Regions from separate parts of the Homo sapiens genome. Here region 1 is linked to region 2. A link is an interaction called in ENCODE POLR2A ChIA-PET data of the cell type or tissue named here. Cell type or tissue: PC-9. All regions are shown on one strand. Each heading gives the region's core, and the rest is flanking DNA. Links, peaks and the distances in the headings are about the cores only.

What was found. Peaks named below come from ENCODE experiments on the same cell type or tissue, not always from the same donor. Only the 100,000 strongest peaks of a DNase experiment are listed, where the experiment ranks them.
Region 1: POLR2A ChIA-PET joins it to region 2 with 9 read pairs; 3 of 35 experiments call an interaction of 5 or more read pairs at or near these places.

Annotation. Positions count from the first base shown.
Region 1 is chr11:69,960,674-69,965,057 of GRCh38, reverse strand. No RefSeq gene overlaps it. Among named protein-coding and RNA genes, the nearest start is that of LINC02753, 100 kb to the left of the region's middle. RefSeq lists an enhancer at 1-293. In PC-9, for the core only: no CTCF peak of the experiment used is centred there; a DNase peak (open chromatin) is centred at 2,637.
Region 2 is chr11:69,904,348-69,908,731 of GRCh38, reverse strand. No RefSeq gene overlaps it. Among named protein-coding and RNA genes, the nearest start is that of FGF3, 87 kb to the right of the region's middle. RefSeq lists an enhancer at 2,657-3,158. In PC-9, for the core only: no CTCF peak of the experiment used is centred there; a DNase peak (open chromatin) is centred at 2,001; H3K27ac peaks cover 2,378 bases.

The sequences.
Region 1 (4,384 bases), core at 285-4,284, 56 kb before region 2:
CGGTGACAGCACGGTCACCCTGCACACATGCTGCTCACCTGGTGGGGAAGCTGTGCACATCTGGTGGGGCCGTGAGAGAGGAGGTGGGAGACCCCTCCAGGGGCTGGGGGCAGCTCTCAGCTGGAAGGGTGACTGCCAGGGGGTAGCAGGCAGAACAGCTGAGGACACATTTGCTGCTGGCCTCCCCAGAGGTCCACTCTGGGCTCAAGAATTTTATTCTGCTTGGCTACCTCAGCCACTGCGGATCCATCCTACATGACCTCAGAGATTCGAGGAAGGTAAATTAGAAGCTGTCATTGGCAAAAGATGCAATAATACATTTCACTCATTCCCTCATTCGTCCATTCTCCTTTTCAGAGAAAACCTCTGCTGAGCACCCACGGGTTCTGGAAAGGGTGTCCGGGTATGGAGAGAAGGGATCAAAGTAGACGCAGTTCCCAACCTCATGCAGTGCCTGAGGAAGTGCCCGGGGTCTCACCGGACAGGTAAAAATCCTATTTTGAAGGTAAGATTGATGCTGTTCCATTTTGTAAATCTATGCCCTCACCGCGGCTCTGTAAATGTGGTCTATGCAGACAGTACAGAGTTTTGCTGGAGCTGCTAGAAATCCCCTTAGAATTTTCTTAGCTGGAGGTTAGGCTAGGCCCCATCCAGGGTGCAAATGCCAGCAAGTTGAAGCTTTGTTTAGCATTTAAAGCCTCCTAATGGGTTTTAAACATTTACACTTGTCTTATTATTAATACCAATTACTAAAACTCCACCCTGCCAACTGTGTCTCTCATTTTATAAATACTGTCGGGACAGAAATGTTGCCCAAGGCTATTAGCTGCAGCAGCAACAGGTCTTATTTGCAAAAGAAAGTTTGCAATAAATTCTCAGGGGAGAAAAAGGCACCTCACAAATGGAGCTCTGAAATTTGCCCTTTAAGAAATGCCTCTGTTTTCACTCAAGCCCTGAAATAAATTTTCAGGGGCTCTCCCCACCTTTAAATCATGAATGTGGAAGTTCAAAGCCAGGTGCTGCCACTCAAGGGAACCGACGGCCTGGGGCTGAGACTGGGTCACCTCTCGGGTTTTAGTGTGTATTTAAAAAGTGACACATGGTTGTTTCTGTAAAGAAATTATAACTGGCCTTGGACAGAGTTATTGGATGTTGGGAATGGAGCCCCAGTGAGAACTGCATTTCTTCCCAGTGCCTTCCAAGCTGCCCTGTCCAGGGTCTGCTATAAACAGTGAAATGTAATATTGCCTTATTTGGTCACAGAGCCAACCTATCGCTTGCAGAGGCCTCTTTGCCTTTGACTTTGTGAGAAACGATTAATTCTGTGTCCTTGTTGGCCAGGCAGTGGGAGTGTGCGTGCTGCCCAGGCTTCAGGCCCCCCATTTGGATGGAGTTCCAAGGGTCTGATGGGCTTTTAGTGCATTTTTCATGCACGCAGCGGGGGGTGCTGCCTGCACTGGGGAAGCAAAGGACCCAGATCCCAGGACCTGGAGGATTTTGCAGAACCAGATCAGGTGTCAGAAGAGCCTTGTGGGGTTTTTTTTTTTTTTTTTTTTTGGTGCAATGTATAGGTAACTTACACAGATTTTTCCCTCCCCCTCCCCCCTTCCCCCTCCCCCCTTCCCCCTCCTCCTCCTCCTTCTCCTTCTTCTTATTCTTCCTCCTCCTCCTTCTTCTTCCTCTTCCTCCTCCTCCTTCTTCTTCCTCATCGTCTTCTTCCTCCTCTTCCTCTTCCTCTTCTTCTTTTGAGACAGGGTCTTGCTCTTTCCCAGCCTGGAGTGCAGTGGGGCCATCATAGCTCCCTGCAGCCTCAATCTGCTGAGCTCAAGGGGTCTTCCCACCTCAGCCTCCCCAGTAGCTGGGACTACAGGAGTGCGCCATGACACTTGGCTAATTTTTAAAATTCTTTATAGAGATGCGGTCTCACTATGCCACCCAGGCTGGTCTGGATCTCCTAGGGTCAAGCGATCCACCTGCCTTGGTCTTCCAAAGTGCTGGGATTACAGGCGTGAGCCACCATGGCTGGCCAGTTTACACAGATTTTATAAAGCCAAGCTGAGTGTCTCAGAGCAGAGCAGGGCTCAGGGATGGAAGGTGTCCCTGGGGTTTTGTGGTGTTTAGGGAATGCACAACCCGGGCAGGGCAAGCGAGAGTAAGACCATCAGGCTCAGGGCTTGCCACTTACCATGCACCCTGGACAGAGCTCATTACGTAGAGGAGGGGATGATGGGTTTCCATTGGAGGGGCTGTTGTGCTGAGCCCCTGGGGCTTGAACTTGGGCCCTGTTGGGAACCAAGCAGAGGACTCTCCTTCCCCACCAGGAGTAGCTATCTGCTGAGGAGGCTGCCCAGAGAGGGCCCCGTGCAAGTTCCCTGTGGGGCCAGCTGCCTGATCCCCTTGGTGCAGGCATAGGACAGTCCCTTGTGCCTCTCTGGAAAAGCGGTCTTCCCTGGTGGCCATCTCTTGAGGGGTGGTCTATTGCTGGGGGCCCTTCTCCTCAGGTCGGAGCCATCATGGGGGTCTCTGTAGGCTCAGTTGCTGTTCCCATCCCTGGGTGTTTCCTCTAAGGGACAATCTGGGATGGACTGAACCACTGCCCCAGGGGCGGGGGACAGTGTGATTCACGGAAGGGAAGAGGAAGTACAAAGGGGCCATGACTCATTGGGTGGCCTGGATGCGGGAGGACATCACAAAGCAATGGGCGGGGTGGAGCTGGGGTCTGCATCCGCCAGCCCTGGGCTCAGCCTTCAGTCTGGCCATGTCCCCGAGTGGGGGCCACGTCCCCCGGTGGGGGCCACAGGCAAGTCAGCTCTTCCTTAGCCTCTGTTTCCTCATCTGTAAAGTAGGCTTGCTGGGACCTGCCTGGGAGGGCTGCAGTGAGAAATTCCTAAGATGAATCGGTATTGCAGAGAGGCCAGTAGTGCGAAATTGATGGTGGGATTAATTAATACATTAAATGACAAAAGGCCACCTAAATTTTCCAGAATTCCCTATTATTTCACTTACAGTTCATTTTAATGGCACAGGAGAGTGCAGCTTCCAGGAAGTATCCTAAAGAAAGGGGCATTCTCTTCCCCTTTCCTCTCCCAGTGCCTTCTGGCTGAGGCAGGGCTGTGATGGCCGGAGCCACAGCAGCCATTTGGGATCATGAAGCCATGAAGTGGCTTTGAGCATGGAGACTTCGCAACGCAGAGCGGCAAAACGTGAGAAGCCTGTGTCTGAAACCGGGCGCACCCATCCTCATTCGTGCATCCTAGGATTTTTTTTTTTTTTTTCGAGACAGAGTCTTGCTCTGTCGCCCAAGCTGGAGTGCAGTGGTGCGATCTTGGCTCACTGCAACCTCTGCCTCCTGGGTTCAAGTGATTCTCCTGTTCAGCCTACGGAGTAGCTGGGATTAGAGGTGTGTGCCACCACACCTGGCTGATTTTTGTATTTTTAGTATAGATGGGGTTTCACCACATTGGCCAGGCTGATCTCGAACTCCTGATCTCAGGTGATCCACCTGCCTCAGCCTCCCAATGTGCTGGGATTACAGGCGTAAGCCACCGGGCCAGGCCTACCCTGGGATTTTTACATGGAAAATGAACAAGTTTCCTTTGCCTAGGACAGTGCATAAAAGTACTTTGGGAACTATGAGGAGCTCTGCAAAAGTGAGGTAAGGACCCCAGATCCAATTTCCAGGGTAAAGGACAAGTGAGTTTACCCTCTGCTGCTGGTTTTTCACCTTCACAGTGGGTCCAGCTTGAACTATTATTCAGCTTCCCGTCTTTGGCCCCTCCCAGCAGTGATGCCTTTGAACCCACTGTCACCATTTGGCATCCTCACTCTGTCCTCTCTGGACACCCAGCCCTCCCCATGACCCCCTGCACTGTGCTCCCTGCCCCAGGCCAATTGTCCTCCCCTGTTTTCAGCATTCAGAGTGGGACTCTTACATAATCCTGGGATCTGAGGGGGACTTCAGAGAGCATTGGTTGCAGCTCTCCCCAGCATGGGCTGTGCCACGTGACATCTCCCAGCCTCTACTGAAATGCTTTCAGGGACGTGGCGCTCACCACCTCCCTCACAGCTTGATCATCTTCGGCCAGCTCCCCATACTGTGAAACATTTCCCACAGCTGAGCACCAACTGTATGCCTTGGGGCATCCTCCTCCACCCTGTGTCTGCCCCTTGGCATCCAGGAGATCCAGTCTCCTCATTATTTCATTCTGGTAAAGCTTCCCAGAGCACCTGAGCTCTGCAGTGCTATACTAGGCAGTGGGGGGACAGGAACAGGCAAGGGCCTTGCTTCGAGGAGCTCACTTTCTAGTGAGGACCACTACAGTGTGAATAATTATGAAAGCAATGAGCTAATTAATTGTAACGACCACAAGCACCACAAAGACGC
Region 2 (4,384 bases), core at 142-4,141:
GGCCACGCTCCATCCAAGGGTTCTAGGGGAGGGACATTCCTGCCTCTTCCAGCTCCTGGGGCTACAGACGTTTCTTGGCCGTGGCTGAGATGCTCCAGCCTCTGCCTTCTCCTGTGCCCTGTCTCTGTGTCTCTTCTCCTGTTCGCCTATAAGGACACACATCATTGCATTTAGGGCCACCCTAATCCAGACGAATCTCAGCTAGGGATCCTCACCTTCATTACATCTGCAAGATCCTGATTCCAAACAAAGCCAGCTTCTGAGGTTCCAGGGGTTAAGAGGTGGATGTATCTTTTGGGGGATGTAGTTGAACCCACTATACCTCCCATACAAAATTCATGATAAAAATATTGTTACATGATAATGTCAGTTCCGGCTACATTGGTGTTTGTGTGTTTTATGAATTTTTTAAAAAACAACATTTTTTAATACTTCTCATGTTTTGGTGTCCGCCTCTGGGCTTACTGAGCGGCCCTGCAGATCACAGAGTGGGGATGAAGGTGAAACAAGAAAAGGTCTGTATGAGACACACCCCAGTGCCCCACATACGGTATGTGCTCAGCAGTGTTTTAAAGGAAAACCACCTCCCAGGAGCTCCTTGTCAGGGACAGGAGCCCTGAGGGGCATGAATGCTGGGCCCAACCTAAAGTTGAAGCTCTGTGGCCGCTCCCTGCCTCAGTTTCCCCACCCTGAAAGTGTGGTAAGAGTACCTTCTTGGTAGAAAGGATTCTGAGTCTAGGACATGTGAAATGCATAGAATGGTGCCTGGTCCCCCATGCAGGCTCGACGCTGTGTCCCCTCTGGGTTGCAGCCCCAGCATGGACGTCCATCCGCCAACCTGCTCTGGCCTCCATGGAGGCCCAGTGTGCAGCCGCTGGGCCCCACCTCCTTCTTTGCTGCCTCTAGTCTCTGAGCTCCAACTGTGGCCCGAGTGGCTGCAGGGGCCTCCTGCCTGCTTCCTCTGCTTCTGGCCCGCCCCTTCAGTCTACTCTACCCAGCGGTGAATTCATCTCTCAAGCAAGATGCTAGGCACGGCGTGGTGGCTCACACCTGTAATCCCAGCAGTTTGGGAGGCCGAGGTGGGTGAATCATCTGAGCTCAGGAGTTTGAAACCAACCTGGGCAACATGGCAAAAACCCGTCTTTACAAAAAGTGCAAAAAAATTAGCTGGGCATGGTGGTGTGCACCTGTGGTCTCAGCCACTCAGGAGGCTGAGGTGGGAGGAAGGCTTAGCCTGGGAGGTGGAGGTTGCAGTGAGCTGGGATTCCTCCACTGCACTCCAACTTGGGTGACAGAATGTTGTCACCTGTGTGAAAAAAAAAAAAAGCAAGATGCCTAGCCCATAAACCCATCCTGTTTTTCTTGGGCTCAGAATCCCCCAGGCTCCATCCCACTGGCTTCACAGCCAAAGACATACCATGACCAGTTACCTGCCCCTTCCACCTCCTCTCTGGACCTGGTACTGATCCCTCACCTTCTGTCCCTCTGGCCTCCTTGCCATTCTCTGCACACACCAGCTCCTGTCCCAGGGCCTTAGCTCATGCCGTGATTGTGTCTGGACCCCAGAATCTCCACATCTCACTCTCCCATCTCTTTTGGGTCTTGACTCAGTTGTCGCCTGCCTTGGAGAGGCCTTTCCTAGCCACACGATTGAAAATTGAGTTTCCACCTCCACCCCAGACGTGCCTGTCTCCATTCCCTACTGAACCTTCCTGCTTTGTGTCATCACCATACATTTTACTTATGTGTTAGGTTGGTGCGAAAATAATTGCAGTTTCTGCCATTAAAAGTAATGGCTGTTAAAAGTTTTTGCCATTAAAATGAATGGCAAAACAGTTTTGTCATTAAAAGTAATATCTTGTTTGTTGTCTGTTTAGATCTCTATTGTGTCCCCAGCACACATGCCTGGCACATAGTAGATGCTCAGCAAATATTTGTTGAATGAATGAATCTAATGGTTGCAGCCTGTTTCAAGGACTCTCCCCGCTTGGAAGATGAGAAAGCTGTGACTCAGAGAGGTGCAGTGACCTGCCTGTGGTCACAGGGCAGTAAGTGACAGGACAGGACAGGAGCCAGGCTCTTGGCCTTCAGCTCTGCTCCTTCTGGGAGGTCCTGAGGCCACAAATCCAGAAACTGACCCAGGCTCCCATTATAATCTGATTCTCAAAAGCAGACAGAGCAAACAGACCCCCGGGGGCCCTAGGGAGGAGGTGGAGGTCTTGGCAGCTCACAGGGGCCTGGAGTTAGAAACCGCTCTCCAGACCCCAGGGCTTAACCAGGCACCTGCCGGTTGCCTCACCCTACAAACATCCTGGGGGGAGGGGGAGGGGGAGGGACCAGGCTCCTAAGACCTTCTATGAACTGTGACACATGGGTTGGCCCATGCTGGCTGGCCATGGGACCCTCGACGCTGCCCCCTCCCCTCCTGTGGTTCCCCATGGCCATCCTGCCAGGCGAGGTGGCTGCAAACTTTCTGCTCATGTTACAGGTGAGGAAACTGAGGCTCAGAGGACAGTGGAGGCACAGTGTGAAGATCTGATTCCAGCCTCCCAGCTTCCAGTGCAGGACTTGGCCCACCCTCTCAGGCAGGACCTTAGAGACTGGGCTGGTGAGATCAAAGTGTGTCCGGTGTGGGGCAGATCAAATGGGCAAACAAAAGAAGGTGTGGGGGCCACCTGGGGTTTCCCTCCTGAAGGCTCCTCTTCTGATCACTTCTGGCAAAAGCCCCTTGAGACCACCACAGCCTCCACTCAGGCACCCACCCATGCAAGATACCCACAGCAGCTGCAGAGCCAGGGCTGGCATGGGACCAGCGCTTTAGGAGGAAGGAACCCTGTGCCCCCATGGCCAGGCACCTTCAGAGATCGCTCAGTGCTTCCCTAGAAGGAGCAAACTGCACTCATAAAAGCATAAACCAGTGACTGGCAATGAGAAGCTGTGGGAGATAAGGCGGCCCTGCAGGCCCAGATAAGCCCGCCGTAGCAGCCAGCCCCATTTCTACACGCGTGCTCCAGAACCAGGCCTGGGGTGGAGCAGAGGCCAGCTAGGCTTGCAAAAGATAAGAGGACAGACCCGAGGGCTTTCTGTGCCCACCACTCCCCTAGGGAACAGGGTTGTGGGACGCACAGCAGAAGGTGGTGGGATGGGGGCTGGATGGGGGAGGAGGACCCTTGAACACTGGTGACATTTGCAGTGCTTTCTCCAGGTGGAGGACTCAGCCCAGTGGGCTTTGTATGTATTTTTATTTGTTTTTTCTTGGTAGCCAGTGAAGAAATCACCTCAAACAGACTATGTGCATCTGGCTCACAGCTGAGTGAGTGGCTGGTCTCTGTTGTTCTGTGAGTCTGGTCTCTGCTGGCCTCACTCTGGGGCAGGCACCCTCTCCCCGTCACCCGGTAGGAAGCCTCTGGCTGCTCTAGGCCAGCATCTCCCACCTTTGAGTCCTGCAGAAGGAGAGCAAGTTGCCCCCACGTTTCTGCAAAAGCTCAGGGAGAGAGAGTTCCACACCTCAGGGTCAGGAATGCAGCCTGACCCAGGCCTGCCCAGAGGACACTGTGGGGATGGGGGAGGCCACACCATCCACTGGGACCTGGGGACACTGTGGAAATGGGGAGGCCACACCGTCCACCGGGATCTGGGGACACTGTGGAAATGGGGAGGCCACATCATCCACCAGGAACTGGGGACACTGTGGGGATGGGGGAGGCCACGCTGTCCACTGGGACCTGGGGACACTGTGGAAATGGGGAGGCCACACCATCCACCGGGACCTGGGGACACTGTGGAAATGGGGAGGCCACACCGTCCACCGGGACCTGGGGACACTGTGGAAATGGGGAGGCCACACTATCCACTGGGACTTGGGGACACTGGAAATGGGGAGGCCACACCATCCAGCAGGAAGTGGGGACACTGTGGGGATGGGGGAGGCCACACTGTCCACTGGGACCTGGGGACACTGTGGGAATTGGGGAGATCACACCGTCCACTGGAACCTGGGGACACTGTGTGGATGGGGGGGCCCATACTGCCCACCAGCACCTGGGGAGGGACAGTGGTCTCCATGAAAAATTGGGACGAGGTTGTGGGCAGCACCCTTGGATGCTGAGAGCAGACTCCAGCCAAAGCTACAAAGGTGAGAGATCCCCATGGAAGCCAGAGGCTGTGGGAGCAGCTTGGTGTGGGGAGCGGGGCTGATGTTGCTGCTCCACTGGGACCCCAAGCCCTGGGTTCTAGAGGGTTCTAGAGGGTGCTGGGTCAGTTCTTGCCAGGCAGCATGGGGCAAGGGTCGTGGCTCTGCCTGGTGTGGGTTATCACCCACCATGTCCCGTGTGCGCTTTGTGGTTTGACCATACATCCTGGGAGGAAGCTTCTCAAATCAATA